Linked DNA regions of Mus musculus: region 2 is linked to region 1. A link is a contact called in ENCODE POLR2A ChIA-PET data. All regions are on one chromosome and are shown on one strand. Each heading gives the region's core, a stretch centred on a gene start or an enhancer-like site at or near the end of the contact. The rest is flanking DNA. Distances are from core to core; before and after follow the strand shown.

What was found. ChIA-PET counts read pairs that join two places held with the same protein, here RNA polymerase II (POLR2A).
Region 2: POLR2A ChIA-PET joins it to region 1 with 50 read pairs in Patski. The contact joins the enhancer-like site here to the promoter of 1700045H11Rik in region 1. POLR2A ChIA-PET finds 5 or more read pairs at or near these places in 3 of 5 experiments (Patski and embryonic stem cell).

Annotation. Positions count from the first base shown.
Region 1 is chr4:150,853,186-150,856,552 of GRCm38, reverse strand. 1700045H11Rik (RIKEN cDNA 1700045H11 gene) reads left to right here and starts at 1,604. Exons shown (of 4, transcript NR_040649.1): 1 at 1,604-1,727. Errfi1 (ERBB receptor feedback inhibitor 1) reads right to left here and starts at 1,483. Exons shown (of 4, transcript NM_133753.2): 1 at 1,282-1,483.
Region 2 is chr4:150,817,754-150,821,120 of GRCm38, reverse strand. No RefSeq gene overlaps it. Among named protein-coding and RNA genes, the nearest start is that of Gm42356, 12 kb to the right of the region's middle. Within about 2 kb of position 1,525, at least 1 of the 3 ENCODE cell types and tissues checked has a DNase peak (open chromatin) inside an H3K27ac peak, as active enhancers do.

The DNA of each region.
Region 1 (3,367 bases), core at 355-2,854:
GATTTACAGTTTGAGATTTTTACCACTGATCAGCAAATGTCCACCAGTGCACAGGAGAGGGAGTGAAGGCCATGACAGAGTGCCCAGCCTTTTTAAACATCTTCATGTATTTCCTCTCAAACCTGATAATATCCGCCAGAGTTGACAGGTTAGTACGAAACCAGCTTATTCCTTACAAAATTTGCTCTTTTACTGATAAAGGTATTTAGATTATCTTTGGTCTCTATTTTGGTAAAATCTCTCTTAAAATCTCCATGTTTCAAGAAAAAAAAAAATTTAAAGGCAAGAGCCACCACAGTGAACTCAAAAATGTCCCAGTCTTAATAGATGCATATTCACTATACCTGTATAGACTTAAGGAAGTGTAAAACTGTAGAACTTTTCTTTTTTCTTTTTTTTTCCAGGATGAAAAAAAAAAAAAAGGCAATTTATACCTCACCTTTCTTCACCCCTGACAGTTGCCTGGAAACCAGTCCTGCCCTACCTGTGCTACAGGTGTACCTCCCGTCACATCTCTTTTAAAGCTACAGTCTCTATTCTTACTACACTTAAGTTTATGACTAACAATCTATTCACATTTTTATCAGGTAGGAGACTGGTTTCTTTCAAGCAATGATGAAATCCTAATAAAGACTGAGGAAGCACCCATCCAGCACCACCAATCACGATTAATTTGAACAAAGATAGGATATACGTATAAAAACAGGATACTGCCAAGGAGCCTTGGCGTTTGAACAGTTCTGTCTGCATTTTCACTCCTTTAATATATAAGTCATTTAAGGCAAAGAATCATGTTTCTGGAGAGGAAAAGGCCACGGAACAACTCGGATGAATTAAAACAAATATTTTTTTTTAAAGGGGAATGACCTTCGTCGCCGAGTCTCACCGAGACTCAAGACTGGTACCAACCAGGGACTAGCAATCTCCGAGCCCACCCGCGACAGCTTCTCGCAGAAGCTTTCCGGGCCGGACCGACGGGTGCGCGGGGTGAGAGGGAAGATGGAGGGGGCCGCAGCAGTTCCACCGCATCCCTGGGCCGCAGCTGCACCGGGAAGACCGTGGAGCCGCCGCTCCGGAGCCCCAGGCTGTGGAGACGTGTCGTGTGCGCGCCGGTGCATGGCCCCGGCGAGAAGCCGAGGGCGCCCGCGGCCCGCCGCTCCTCACGCACCCCGGCCCATCCCGGGAAGCGGAGTGCCGGAGGCTCCGGCTCCAGCCCACCGCCCGTCCGCCCGCCCTCCGCGCCCCGGCCCCACGTCTCCCGACGCCCGCCAGGCCCCTTACCCCAAGGGAGCGGGACCCCGCGGCGCCCTCCCGCGCATGTCCGTCCCGGCTGGCTCAGCGCCGCGGGCTTAGGGGCCCGAGCATCGCGCAGGCGCCTCGCCGCTCTCTTGCCCTCGCTCTTTCTCTCTGCTCGCTCGCAGGCTATGCTCGCGCTCGCTCGCTCGCACAGCTCACGCTCCGCGCCTCGCACTCGGCCGCCGACGCCGGCGCAGCCGACGCCCGTATTTATACGGTGAGCGACAACGTGACGTCAACGCCCGCAGCCCCGCCTCCTTCACGCAGCCAATCCGGGCGGGCGGACGCTTAAAGGGGCGATGCCGCTACCGAAGAGTTTGCGTGGGGCCCGCCGGGCGGCGCTAGCAGCCTCGTCTCCTGAGGGGACGTTTCTATTTGGGCCGCCTCTGTGCGAGCTGCCTAGCCTAAGGACACCGAGTTTTCCTTAGAAGGTTGTGAGCGGCCCTGTTTCCATCCCCGGGGAGGGAAGTGACGCTGAGATGCACTTGGATCCAAGAAACTCAGGGAGCGGGAGAAAATGGGGATTGGAGAGGAGAGGGGCACCCCGAGGTGTATATATGTGTGTGTGTGTGTATGTATGTATGTATGTATGTATGTATGTATGTATGTATGTATGTATGTATGTATATCGAGGGATGGTCGAGGGATGGCGAGGAGAGTGATGAAGAACGGAGGGGGACGGTGAGGAACAACGAGGGACTGCTGTGATGATGCGAGAGAGATGAAGGGCGCTACAACCAGGGATGGATGACCATGAAGAAAGTGGTCTCTGGGAAAGAGGGCAGCGGACTGAGGGGCAGTAAGGGACAAAATGCGTCTGAAGACAGGAAGGGGCAGGGAGTGTCTGGCTAAGGACAATAAGGGATGGAGGGGCAGTGAGGAGCAGTGTGAGGCACTGCGGGACTTATAGAGAACCTCACTAATTGATCTAGGTAGTTAAGGGACGGTGTGGGAAAGGAAGGGACAGAATGGAAAGGTGAGGGGCAGCGCAGAAAGGTGAAGGACAAAGGGGACTGGGCAGTGGGCCATGCTGTGTGGGCAGGATCAGGGAGGCCTCACTCCAGGCTCCTCTGTACTTGGCTTGGCCTCCAGCAAGGCTAGGCTGATCCCGGGCACCTCCCCCAAACCTGCCCCCAGCCCTCTTGGCTTACCTGTCAAAGTGCTGTTCTCCATGTCTTTTGGCCCCAGGGTGGCCGCTGATGCCCAAGGACAAAACGCCATCAAGTCTACAGGGAGGAGGGTTCGTGGGGCAGAAATCCGGTGATGCAACTTAGGTTTATAGTTTAACCGTAAAATAAATAATACAATGATAAACCAGAGTAGTTCAAGAAAAAAGGCAAACAGACAGAAGCCCTCCAGTTTGGACTAGTACAAATTCCTCTTAATGGCACTCCACAGAGTAGAGAGCGCAGACCTATGGCTGACCTCTGTGGTCCGCACACAGAGCCCTTCCTGCACTGCAGCAAGAATGCCTGATAGTTATAGGCTTAGCACCACCTAATTGAGCCAGTTTAACATATGGAATGAGGTGCTGGCCTCATTATCTGGTTAACTATTAACTTTGTGCCCCACGAACCAAGTTGCTTCTTCCAGTATTGACTTGATTTTTTTTTTTAATTGAACTCAAAGGCCTTAACTTTAAACTCAAGGCCTGATGCACTGGATTTTTAAAAAGAAAAGAAAACTCTAAAGTCTTGCTTTGCCCACTCTCAGCGGCAGGCTACCAGGATGTTAGAAGGTTCCTCCCCTCTTTCTGATGGTCCCTACTGGCCTGTAGGGGCTGCTGGGTTGCTTCCACACCCACGCTCCTAGCAATTCAATTCTCCCATCTTTTCTTATGGCCATTCTCTTAGTAGTATTTTAATCTTATGGAAATTGGTCATTGCCACATTGTCTATTTATTATTTACTATTTATTAACATTTATTATTTACTTGTTTAAGTTTTGGTGGGTTTTAAGACAGTTTTACTCTGTAGCCCAAGCGGGCCTACAACTCACTCTACACAGCTCAGGTTAACCTCAAGCTTGGTCATCCTTTGGGCTCCAGTGTATTGAGATTTACAGGCATGAA
Region 2 (3,367 bases), core at 276-2,775, 35 kb after region 1:
CTGTAGCTATGATGCTGGTCAAGAGTGGCCACTCCCTCCTGGGTGACGACTATAACTACGGTTAGGTTATCCTGAGGCTGGGGCCTCTCTTCCCCTTTCCCTGGCTGCTTAGCTAAGAACCAGGGTTGTAGCCTGGATTGGGTAGCCGAGAAAAGTCTTAGACCAGATACTTCCACTAGGTCTTATCAAACAAGACTTCTCAATTGCTACAAAAACCAAACAAAAGAAAACAAACAAGCAAAACAACAATAACCAAACCAAACCAAACCCCCAAAAACAAAAAACCCTCAGGAGATGCAGCACACACTTAATCCTGGCTTCAAGCGCCAGGATTCTAACAGCCCCGCGCAATTGAATTAATCTGCTTAAAACTTCATCACACACCATTATCCCTGGGTGTCCTGCGGGGACTGGAGACCAACAGGTCCATGGCTCAGATCCCTTCAACAAGACGGGGTGGCTTTTGCGTAACAGTACGGGAGTGACTCCGCTACTGTTAACTGCTTAGGGAGTAGTGTCCAGGACACACTGCACATGCTCAATGCAGGCAAAGCTCCTGCGCCCCAGACTGAGTGCCGACTGCATACTCTGGGATGTGACACACTGAGTGACCACTGTATACTGTGAGAGATGGATGGTTCCTAGTCTCTTCCTTGAAGAAGAAAGACTGCTTAATTTAAAGCCTAGCTTTTCTTTGCTCCTCTCTCATGCTAAGGGTGAGACAGGAGGTTTGTCTAGAAACTTGTTCTATGGCAGGCTCTTGCACTTCTCTTCCTGCCTACATCGAGCCTCCCCTTCCCTCAGAGGCCCTGGTTCCAGGTTACTCTAGCAACAGGGATGCTATTCCTGTCTCTAAGATGCCCCCCCCCCCCCACACACACACACATGCCTCTAGTTTAGGATTACCACAGGAGACTCAGACCCACAGAGGAGCAGGAATAAATACAATTAATTGTAAAGACGACTCAGAGAAAACAGAAATCATCTAGAATCGTTTGCCTAGAGTTTTTCTTAATCTTAGTATTACTGGACTCTAAATACTTCAAAGTGGCCTCTGGGTCACTCTTCTACACCCATACACCCATCTCCTTTCCAGTCTAGCTCATTCAGGATCTAGCACTCACACTGCAAGGCTGTGAGCGTGTGTCAGCATCAGGGACCCATGCTCACACTACAAGACCATCAGTTGGTGTCCCAGACCCAGGAAGCTTCGTGGAAAGGCAGGGCTGGAGCTCTGGCTTTCGGATGCAGAGAGGGTAGCAGGGTCGGTACCTCACTGCCCAGCTATGAGTCATTAGTTCTGTGCCTAGAGGAAGGATTGGAAAAGTCACAGTGGAGTCAGGATAGGACAGCTGGAGCAGGGCAGGGTGTGAGTTTGACAAAATGTGGGGTCTTGGTGGGGGCCAGCCAGGCTATTGTTTAGAAAAACAACTGTGGCTCAAGGAGGTACTTGCCAAGGAGCTGGGCTTGGCTCAAGTGCCCTTCTCAGGTCACACAGAGGACACAGCCATCCTCCTGCCACCCCCCCCACCCCCCCAGCACATCTTGTGCATTCTCGTTGGCGCTGAAGGGTGCGGGAGGAGGGAGATGGCTAATACAGTTCCATAGTTGCCTGTGAGGACGTTTATTGTTTTGTCCTGGGATTGCTTTGTTCTCAGGAAAGACGTTGATTGTAGTTTAAAAAAAAATGATTTGAAAGTTGGATTGGGGAAACAAAGTCCTTCCTTTAGGAGAGGAGCCCAAACGAGTTTATGGAGTACAGCCAGTGTGAGCGCTGAGTTAGCCAAAGGAACATTCAGTCTGGGAGAACAACCAGAGGGGAGAAAGCACAGCATAGGAGGAGACAGGAGCAGTGCCCAGGGTGTGGAAGAAGAGGGCTAAGTTAACATTTGAGGTCAGACTGGAGTCAGAGGAAAGGCGGAGGGAGAGGCATGTCTAAGCGGACTAGGGGACTAGGTGACTGTTAAAGGGAGGCAGGAGTGTAGCCTCTTGGAGTTACTGTGCCTAAATGGTTGACACAGAAGGCTCAGGTAGTTACCCCCAGGGGTCAGAAGCCACTTTTCTGTGCGTCTCTGTTGGACATGCTAGGATGGATGGACTCCATCTATAATTCCAGTTAGATTCTTGCAGGTAGGGAAACAGAGAAAAAGTGAGTGGGGTGACACAGCAGGTGACTGTGGAGTAAGCAGAAGGGACCACAAGAACTCAAGGCGAGGAGGGCATCTTGCTTCTTTAGGAAGTCAGAGGCCTTAGTAGATAGAGCCTTGACATCAGAATTAGTGGAGCTCAGAGACTGGAGACAGCTAGCCCCACCTCCTTATGAGAGATAGAGTTTGACAAGGCGACATTGTACACTCACACAGATGTACAGGTGAGGAAAAGTGAGGTGAGCTTCGCACTCATGGATGAGGAGAGATGTGTCTTGGGAGAGAGGGCGCAGGGAGCTCAGGCTATGCCCCAGCAGGAGCATTCGAGAAGGGTCCTCTGAGCTCAGACCTTAAGGACAATTAGGAGTGTCTAGGAGTGACTAGGGATGCAGCAGAGAGCAGACTTTCCCGGGACAGAGCAACAGGGATCTGCAGGTTCCTGAGCTGTGTCTTTAAACCACAAAGGTTGAGGGCCTTGGGGGGACCTGTGGACAACCAGGCAATGCTGATATGTAGATATTGCTACTCGGCCTGTTCTGCATTTTTGAAAGAGCCCAGAAGAGAAAAATCATGGCCTGGGCTGGGATCCTGGCAAAGATGAAGAGGAGCAGAAGGGTTTCAGGCCCAGGTGGGAGGTAAGGCTGGCACAGAAACTGGGGGAGAGAAAGGGAAAGGGAGAGAAAAAAAAGAGGGAGATGGAGAGAGGGAGGGGGAAAGGGGGAGGAGAGAGAGAGAGAGAGAGAGAGAGAGAGAGAGAGAGAGAGAGAGAGAGAAGAGAGAGAGAGAGAGCACGCGCATGAGAGAGAGGGGGATGCCTGCAAAGCTATCCTTTGAGCATGAGCGGTAGGTGCCTACGGAGCCTTCTCCAGCAGCTGCCCCTGCCTAGGAAAGGTCTGTTCTAAGGAAAAAGGCACAAAGCTTGGCTTCTGCACAGCCAGGCAGGGCTGCTCACCCAGGAGACTCTGTGGGTGGCTGTGCACTTCCCCACAGCCTGCTATGTCTGCAGGCCTCTGACCCTGCACTCAGAGCATCCTGCCACTCTCCGAGCCTCTGGCTCTGTGTGGGACTCTCACGCCGATCAGGTATGAAGTGAAGTCCGTGTGGACTTTTTTACCAGTTAACTGTGTAGACTGAAGCTGTTGACCTGAAGGAAGAGTTAGTGTAGATTCTCTTTGTTATTCTGGAGTGTGGTGGCAGCCCCTTAAGGAACAGGCGAGTGG